Linked DNA regions of Homo sapiens: region 1 is linked to region 2. The links are chromatin contacts, found by Hi-C in ENCODE. All regions are on one chromosome and are shown on one strand. Each heading gives the region's core, a stretch centred on a gene start or an enhancer-like site at or near the end of the contact. The rest is flanking DNA. Distances are from core to core; before and after follow the strand shown.

Region 1 (4,620 bases), core at 1,864-4,363, 550 kb before region 2:
TGAGTAACAGCCCTTCGTACACGACAGGGGAGGCATGCTACACAATTGCATGATGTGCACATTCAAACTTAAACCTGGTTTCCCACACACAACACTTAGAAATAATCATATAATGTGATTTACAATTTGCTATTCCTTCTTCACCAAAATGAGCAAGGGGAAAGAGGAGGGAGAACCACAGGAATCCCCCAGAAGGAACCGAAAGTATGTTAATTATCTTATTAAATATACTTACCTTTTCTGCTGATATGAACTGAGTCCAAGTGTTGTCTCGGTCTGTAAAAGGAATAAAATAATGATTAAAAAACTGAAGCCAAATATTTATATTACAGACATATGGAATATCCAAAATATTCTATTTTAGTTTCAACATTCATTTTATACCCATTTGGATTTTAAGGTTAAACCTGGTCTCCAAATCACATACAATGACTAGATCAAATTGTAAACACACATGAAGTAACAGAAAGTAATGCGATGGATTTTTAAAAGTGTGCCAAACCGACACATCCTGAGAACAGCCCCTTTGACAATCACTTTGTGAGGCTGCTGTGCCTCGGACTGTTCCCTGCTCACTAACTGCTTGCCAGGTGCTGGTGGTAATGATTCCCACTGTCATGGAACTCAAGGTACAGTGGGTGGTGTGTGTGAGGGAGATAGTCATTTAAAAATACATATTTATATACTGAAATAGGATTATCAAAATATTGAAAAGGTGCTGTGAACAGGAATAAATAGTTGCCATACTTAAACACATCATGAAGGAAGGCCTGTCTGAAGAGACAATATTTACATAAAAACCTGAAGGATTAAAAAAAGCAGTGTGGCAGTGGGATGGATGGTGGTAGAGAAAACAGCACATGTGAAGGCCCTCATAGAGAGCAGAGGTTGGTATGTTCAAGAAACAGATGGCAGGTCTCTCTGCTGGAGCTGGGAGAGAAGGAGAAAATGAGACTGGAGGGCTAAGCAGAGGCCAGATAATGCTCTGCCTTGTAAGGAAGTCATGGGAAGAAGTTTGGTCTACTTTAGGTTTTAAAGATAAGGAAGATGAGAAAAAGTAGGAAGTTGGAGGCAACAGCTGTAGTTCAGGTGATGAAGAAATGGAAGTTCTTATTGATGTACGAGAAAATGCCAATGCTATAAGGAATACCATCAGTGAACTTATCCCAAAAGGTTATCTGCTACATCAAAATGAGAAAAAACAGCATTATTTTTTCCCAATAATATATATTATTTTGAAATAGTATTTTGGAGACTGTTTATGCAGAAAATGTGGCAGATGTAGAAAACTGTCCTAATTTTTTCAAGATGCGTACTAGGTAAAGTGTAAGGGTGTCCTTAATTTTCTTTGAGATGTCTTGGCAAAATAATTTGTGTGTGTGGGGAGGTGTATGGATAAAGCAAACACAGCAAAATGGTAATAACCGTTGAGTCTGGGTGGTAAATGAGTTGGTATTGGTTGAGCTCTTCTATTTTCTGTAAAGAAAAATTTCTTTAACTTTTTATTATGAAAATTACATCTATTCCCCATGCAGTGGGAGAAAATATTTATAAATCAAATATCTGATGAGATTAATATCTAGAATATATCAAGAACTCCTGCAACTCAATAACAGAAGAACAACCAAACTAAAAGGTGGGCAAAGGACTCAAACATTTCTCCAAAGAAAATACACAAATGGCCAGTAGGCACTTTAAAAGATGCTCAACATCACTAACCATTAGGGAAATGCAAATCAAAACCACAATGATACCACTTCATACCTGTTTGGATGACTACTATTTAAAATTTTAAAAAGAAAATAAGGATCTTTGGCAAGGATGTGGTGAAACTGGAACCTTTGTGCACTGTTAGTGTGAATATTAAAATGGTGTAGCCACTATGGAAAACAGTATTGTGGTTCCCAAAAAAATTAAACATAGAATTACCATACGACCCGCAATCCCACTTCTGTGTATATACCCTAAAGAACTGAAAACAGGGGCTCAAAAAGATACTGCATGAACCCACATTCACAGCAGTATTATTCACAACCATTAAGGGGTAGAAGCAACCCAAATGCCCATTGACAGGTGAACAGATAAACAAAATGTGATTTATACATACAAGGGAATACGATCCAGTCTTAAAGAGGAAGAAAATTCTGACACATGCCACAACAATGTAAAAGCGTTCCTATTTCTCCACATCCTCCCCAGCATCTGTCGTTTCCTGACTTTTTAATGATTGCCATTCTAACCGGTGTGAGATGGTATCTCATTGTGGTTTTGATTTGCATTTCTCTAATGACCAGTGATGATGAGTTTTTTTTTCTTATGTTTGTTGGCTGCATAAATGTCATTATTTCTGAGGCCTTTGTTCTGTTCCATTGGTCTACATACCTGTTTTGGTACCAGTACCATGTTGTTTTGGTTACTATAGCCTTGTAGTATAGTTTGAAGCCAATTTCTTACAAAGTTAAACATACACCTACCATATGACCAAATCACTCCACTCCTAGATATATGCCCAAGAGAAACAAAAGCATTTGTCCGTACAATGAATGGCTTGTACATAAATGTTCGTAGCAGCTTTGTTACAGCTCAGTATTGGAACAGCCCAAATTTCCACCAGCCCAAACTTCCACGTATCCAGGTGAACAGACACATGAGTTGTGTTATATCCGTACAATGGAATACGACTCAGCAATAAAAAGAATAAGCTATTGATATACAAAACAACACAGATTAATCTCAAAATAATTATGCTGAGTGGAACAACCCAGACCCTCAAAAAAGTACATTCTGTATGACTCCATTTATATAAAGTGTTTTAAAATGTAAACTTCCTGACAGTGACAGAAAGCAGACTGGTGGTTGCCTAAAGATAAGGAGCGTAAAGGGATTACCAAGGGGCACAAGTAGACTTTTAAGGGTGACACGTATGTCCATTATCTTGATTGTAGTAATAATTTCACAGGTACATAATTATGCCAACTTTTTAAATTACATAATTTAAACACATGCAGTTTATTGTATGTCATTTATACATCAATAATGGTTATGACAGAATTCTAGAGCATGAGAAGCTATGGTCTCACATGAAGTCTACAGAAAAGGAACTCAGGACGTGTATCACTCATGTGCACTTTCTTGAGGAGAAAAAAATTATCATGAAGACAGAATCTGACCACTGAAATTACTCATACGAAGACTCACAAATGAGGAAGCTGTCTTGTGAAAGATAAGCAGATACTCAATGCAAAGGATCTGTGGAAATAAAGTTAGAAAATCAGAAAATAAATATTGTTTTTGAAGTATATGCCACAAAACAGAAAAATAATCATTTAACTGTAATAAACAAGAATAAAAATCTCAGAACATGCCAACACATCCTTAAGTGTTATGAGAATAAGGAAGATCACAATAGACACTATTTTGTTTCTGAAGCAATTTGAGAAATAAAGGCATAAACATATCTTAAAAGTATATCTGAAAATTGAGCCCCATTATCAAGAGATTAAAAACAAAACAAAAGCCAATATGAATGCATAAAAAGCAGATGGAAAAGATTAAACACATCTACAGTGAGACTAAATAAGATAAACTCAACTGTTTATATAAAGACAAAAGGATTGCATCAAACAACTGGAACCTAACTATAACAATTTAATACAAAATGCAGAAATGTCAAAGGTCAGAGAATGGGCAAAAATAAACACTGAATAAGGATAAAAACAGGCAAATAAGGATTACAACATTAATAACTTTACAATGTAAAGATACATAAAAACTGTTATAATTCGACAGTGAAAAGGAAAAAAGGAAATGGGAAAACCAATGTTGTGACTGAAATGTAAGCAAAGGGCAAGAAGACAATTCACTAAAGAAAAATAAATGGCCAATAACCATATGAAAAAGATGATCAACCTCAGTAGACAGTAAAGCAATCTCTAGAGGACAGGGAAATTCCATAGTTTGCCATTTGACTGGCAGGGACCTTTGAACCTCATGAATTCACATCCAGAGATAAGGGTCTATTAAGAGTACTCAGAGCCCTAGAAAATGCCCATGCCATGCATTTTTTTAATCTTCTATCAAATATAAGACACTCCTACAATGTTTCAAAGGCAATTTCACTGAATCACAGAAACTTTAGTGATTCTTAACTCACTGCAAATTCTCTTCACCACATCTCTTTAGAACAGACAAGATATAACAGGGGTGTTCTTTCACCTCAGGTGTTAAGGAAAATATGTATATGCATGTGAGTTTGGAGACACCTTTCCTACCTCCCCATCCCCAAATTCTTTGGTCTTTCGGTACCTTCCCACCCATGCTTCTGTCATACTTAAGGACTTCAGCTTCAACCTCGCTCCTCACTAGGGTGCAGATTCCAAATAATCTGAGCACAGCTTCTCTCAGAATGCACTCCCAACTCCAAAAGGGGATATGCGGGAGGAAAATGGACTCTTCTTCCAATCAAATAGACCAGCCTCGGCAAAAATATATGTGATATGCTTTAAAATATTATTAAATTCTTTTATAAAACGAACACATCTGATAATTTTATCCCTGTAACTCAGTGGTTCTCAACCGAGGGCAATTTTGTTTCCCTGGGGGAATTTGGCAACGTCCAGA
Region 2 (4,748 bases), core at 503-3,002:
GCAGATGGTTCTGCAGGGACCTTAATGACAGCCAGGCCCAGGAACACACAGTGCTTGTGTGGAAGTCTACATTTCAGCTGTGATGGTGTCTCGCTGAGGCTGGTTCTGGCCATGCCCTCCCAGCATTTCAGCTGTTCCAACCAAGGTGCTCTACATCTCAGAGGGAAGGCAACGGCCTGGGCAGCACGTTGCACGTACATTTTGGAGTCATGTTGGTTGGTGGTCTTCAGTTTCTGAATCTGTGATATGGCATGGTCATTCATCACAGGCGAGGTGATGCAAAGTTACCAACTGGGAGCACACCTGCCCCTTCTCATTCACTCACGCAGCAGGTAGTTTTCAGGCACAAAGGAATTGACTTGTGGAGCTGGCCCTGGGGTCTGTCTGTAGGAGAGCAGGAAGTAGTAGCCACCTGCGGAGGGCTCACAGGCATGTGCCTGCGAGACTGCTTACAAGCCCCTGTGCGGGATTTAGGGCAGACCAGAGCCATGAGCGTCCATGGTCAAGTGAAGGTCTGGTAGGTGTGAGCTGTTAGCCCTAGGGTCTGCTGCATGCGGTGCCAGGGGCTGAGGAATGCTGAGGCAGCTTTTCCTCCAGTCTCTGCTCGCTCCGTGCACAGCCCTTGTCTCCTGCCTGATAGTGGTCAGTAGTCAGTTGGCTTAGGGTACACGGTCTCCACCCAGTGAACCTGGCGCTGGCAGAAGCTTGTAGAAGAATGGGTGCAAAAAAGATATCTCAGAGGGCCTGCAGATGGCTGTTTTTAGGAAGTGAATAGGCTTCTTCTTTTTCTTCATTTTTTCTTTAAGATACTCTTGAGGTTTTGAGGCTCCACCCTGAGCTCTTTGTGGCTGAGGGCTGCTGTGGCTTGATGAAGGGGACAGTCTTCAAATCTTGCACAGGCTGGGGAAGGTTGGGACAGCACAGCCCTGAGTCTCGAACAAAATGGGGCAGAGGGGAGGGCAGGAGAGCCGTCAGATTCATGGGGCCACATCCTCGCAGCAACCCAGGGGAAGCTGAGGCCCCAGGGTCTGCATGATGGAGGCCGAGCACGACGGAGGAAGTGGAATTATTGCACATGGTGGGTTTCGACACTTGGGACTCGCTCCTCAAAGAGGAAAATCGAGAGTGGGGGTGCACAGAGCAAGGGCTGAAGAAACAAAAAGCAGGGGGTTTAGGGGAGAGATAAACCTCTTTGCATGAGTCAAGCTGAAAAGCAGTTTGGAAGGTCAAGTGCTAGCCAGTGTCTTTTTTTGCCTGCCCAGCCTCTTCTTCTGCCATGTCTGCCCTGACAGGGGCAGAGTTCTCAGTTCCCATGTCAGAACTCGGCACCAGCTTCTCTGTTGACAGTTGCAAGGCCTGTGGCTGAGAGAAGTACTTGTGCTGTGTTTCTGCAAGGTAAGATGGCCCTGATCACAGCTCATGATGCCTGAGATCAGGAGGGTCTGCTCCATGAGATATCAGCAGAGGCCATCCTGTGAAATATTTTAACTAATTGAACTGAATGTTGAAGACAAGGCCTGTGGCAGTGTTGTATTTATATGTGACAAGCCGAGAGTCCTTGGACAACCTTGGAAACTCCTTTTTAGGACAGAATCAACTGAGACGATACACACGAAGGAGCTTTTGTGAGCAGAGTACAGAGCTCGTTATTGCAGTACAAGGTTGTAGGTTTTCACACAGCTTTTGAGGATGGGTTGGTGGCCCAGGGAGGATGTCAGGAACTGTCCTTCACTAATGGGGATTCTCGAGTTCCTACCACGTGCCAGATAGCGTGCTGATTGCTTTGTATCCACTTCCCTTTTAATCCCTTGTATTAGCTTCCTGTGGTTGCTGTAACAAACTCGGTGGCTTAAAGCGAAAGGAACTTATTCTCTCACTGTTCTGGCCTCCAGAATCACTGGGCTGAATCAAGCTGTGGGCAAGGCCATGTTCCCTCCAGTAGCTTAGGGCGGAATCCATTCTGTGGCTGCTGGCTTGCCTCGGCTGCCGGCCCCTTCCTCATCTTCACACCAGCAGGGTAACATCTTCTCTCCGTGACTCCGCTTCTCTCTGCTTCTGTCACACGGCCCTCTCTTCTCTCCGAAATCTCCTGCCTTCATATAAGGACATTTGTGATGGCATTTGGGGCCTACCAGTGTAATCTAGGATAATCTCATCTCAAGATTCGAAACTTAATTGAGTCTGCAAATCCTTTGCTGTATAAGGTAACATTAATAGGTTCCAAGGATTTGAACGTGAACCTCTTTTGCAGGGGGCATTATTTGACCTGCCATACCTCACAGCAGCCTGATGAGGACCATACTGTCCCACATACAGTGGGCTTAATGAGGAAGCTGAGGCTTGGGGAGGCCTAGGGGTGGCCATGGTCCTTTCCTCTCCCAGACTCTGGGGTAGCTGACTCTGGGGTCATTTTGTCATGTTGCTGGGCACTCACTTGGTGAACAGATAATCCCCTGTCATTTTACTATGTTGTTACATGGGTTTGAAAAAAGAGTTTTTCAACTCTCTGGCTGAGCCCCTGTTCCTGTGAGGGCCTGTGGTTTTTCCTCCCGGCTCCACCCTGGTTTCGGCGCAGTACTTGAGCAGACGGTGGCTTGGGTCTCACTCTAGCGCCCTCCCCCTTCCTCTCTGGCTGTGTGCCCAGGCTGGCCCTGCCCACCTTGCTCAGTCTCTGCTCCATCTGCCACAAGTCTCACTCCAGCCCTCCCCCCAGTAGCTTAGGAAGGGACCTTCTTGTTACGTTTTTTGTTTTGTTTTGTTTTTTGTTTTTTTGTTTTTTTGAGATGGAGTCTCACTCTGTTGCCCAGGCTGGAATGCAGTGGCGTGATCTCTGCTCACTGCAACCTCTGTCTCCTGGATTCAAGCGATTCTCCTGCCTCAGCCTCTTGAGTAGCTGGGACTACAGGCGTACGCCACCATGCACAGCTAATTTTTGTATTTTTAATAGAGATGGGGTTTCACCATGTTGGCCAGGTTGGTCTTGAACTCTTGACCTCAAGCAATCTGCCCGCCTTGGCCTTCCAAAGTGCTGGGATTACAGGCGTGAGCCACCGTGCCCGGCCTTGTTATGTTTTTTAAGCTAACCCTGTAGAGCACTCACTGTGCACCAGCACCTGTTGGCTCAAGGGGGTGACAGACATTCCCTATCACAGATTACAATGAGTCACCGGCATTTTTGGAATTTCACTAAGCGTCGTTGCTGTGCTGTGCCTCAGCATGCAGCACTTCATTTAATCCTCTGGACACCTTGAATGATAAGTGTCTGTCATCCCATTTTACCCGTGAGAGAATTGCGGCTCAGAGAAGTTGTCACCCAGCTGGTTGGTGGCAGAGGTTTCAGAGGTCTTTCTGTGCATAAAACCCTCACTTATGGTTATGCCAGGTAGGCCTTGGAGGGGATAGACCCATCGCCAAACTCACAGGAGAGAGAGGAGGGCACTCACAGGTGATGATGTCTATCTGTCTTCTTTCTGGTGGGGACCCAGAGTTTTATTTCCATCTCGTTTTCTTTATGAATGCTTGTCTCACACTTATGTATTTTTTGGGCAGTCCCTGAATAACTACACCAGGCTTCTGAATGCCGAGTTTCTTAGAGTAGCCGGGAAAGGGCCTTTTTCTTTTCCTCTTGGATGTTCTCTTAGTCTGTTTTGTGCTGCTATAAAAGAATACCTGAGGCTGGGTAGTTTTTAAAGAAAAGAGGTTTACTTGGCTCACAATTCTGATGGCTGGAAGGTTCAAGACTGGACATCTGCATCTGGTGAGGCCTCAGGCTGCTTCTACTCGTGGTGGAAGGTGAAGGGGAGCTGTCGTGTGCTGAGCTCACATGGCGAGAGAGGAAGGAAGGGAGCGGGTGGTGGTGGTGGTGTCCCAGGCTCTTTTCACAGCCAGCTCTTGTGGGAACCAACGGAGTGAGAACTCACGCACCCTCAAAGCGGGGGGTGGTTGGGGGAGGGCATTAATGTATACATGAGGGATCTGCCCCCATGACCCAAATACTTCCCATTAGGCCCCACTTCTGACATTCGGGATTAAATTTCAGTGTGGAGTTTGGAGGGGACAAACATTGTCCTCTTGTGCCTGTGCCACACTTGCCCCTCCGTCCCCCTCATCTGCTGATGATTCATCACACTGTTAACTTGGTCTCTACATCTGTTTAAACGCTTTCTCCTTTCCCCTATTATGTTGCTGTTAAGACTGTGAAGCTGTCAGCAATGTTAGCGACACCGTCCACATGTGGGGACAACAGGTCCAGTGAACCTAGCATCATCAGTGTCCTTTGCCCTTGGAACTGAGTGGAAATTATCTTCTCAGCCTCCATGGATTTAACTTCTGTGTTCTTGATGTGAAGCTTCTTTTCCTTAAGTTAGAGTTTTTGCATATACATCCCACACATACACTTGCATTTGATTTTCTTGTCTGTATATGCACACACAACACACACTTGATTTTCTTGCACCATAATAACGTTTTTCTGATTTTAAATTAGAAAAGGACAAATGAGTTGAATAGTTATCTATTAGTTATAGATAATTATCTATTATCTAATTATTATCTAGTTCTCTATTTAATAGTTATCTATTAGTTATTAACTGTCTAATAGTTATTTATTTCTTGGGAACTTAAGTACCAACTTAGTGGTAATTTTACATGAAATGAAATGTTCTCTGGGTTCCAGATAACTTATAAATGGGCTTTTAGAGTACAGCCTGTTGGTTGAACAGGCCGTAAGTTCAGCCTCATCTTTGTCG

Evidence for each region. Hi-C counts contacts between places; a loop is a spot of excess contacts on that map. Pooled maps may share reads with other maps.
Region 1: a map with no recorded cell type shows a loop between it and region 2 (4-fold over the local background). The contact joins two enhancer-like sites. A Hi-C loop is called at or near these places in 2 of 37 single-sample maps with no recorded cell type and 3 of 50 pooled maps.

The regions. Positions count from the first base shown.
Region 1 is chr2:97,908,423-97,913,042 of GRCh38, forward strand. It overlaps TMEM131 (transmembrane protein 131), which reads right to left. Exons shown (of 41, transcript NM_015348.2): 3 at 236-276. Among named protein-coding and RNA genes, the nearest start is that of TMEM131, 85 kb to the right of the region's middle. Within about 2 kb of position 3,114, at least 2 of the 41 ENCODE cell types and tissues checked have a DNase peak (open chromatin) inside an H3K27ac peak, as active enhancers do.
Region 2 is chr2:98,463,284-98,468,031 of GRCh38, forward strand. All of the region lies in intron 1 of INPP4A (inositol polyphosphate-4-phosphatase type I A), which reads left to right. Among named protein-coding and RNA genes, the nearest start is that of INPP4A, 21 kb to the left of the region's middle. RefSeq lists enhancers at 11-526, 713-762, 2,013-2,152, 2,163-2,472, 2,571-3,135. Within about 2 kb of position 1,753, at least 25 of the 41 ENCODE cell types and tissues checked have a DNase peak (open chromatin) inside an H3K27ac peak, as active enhancers do.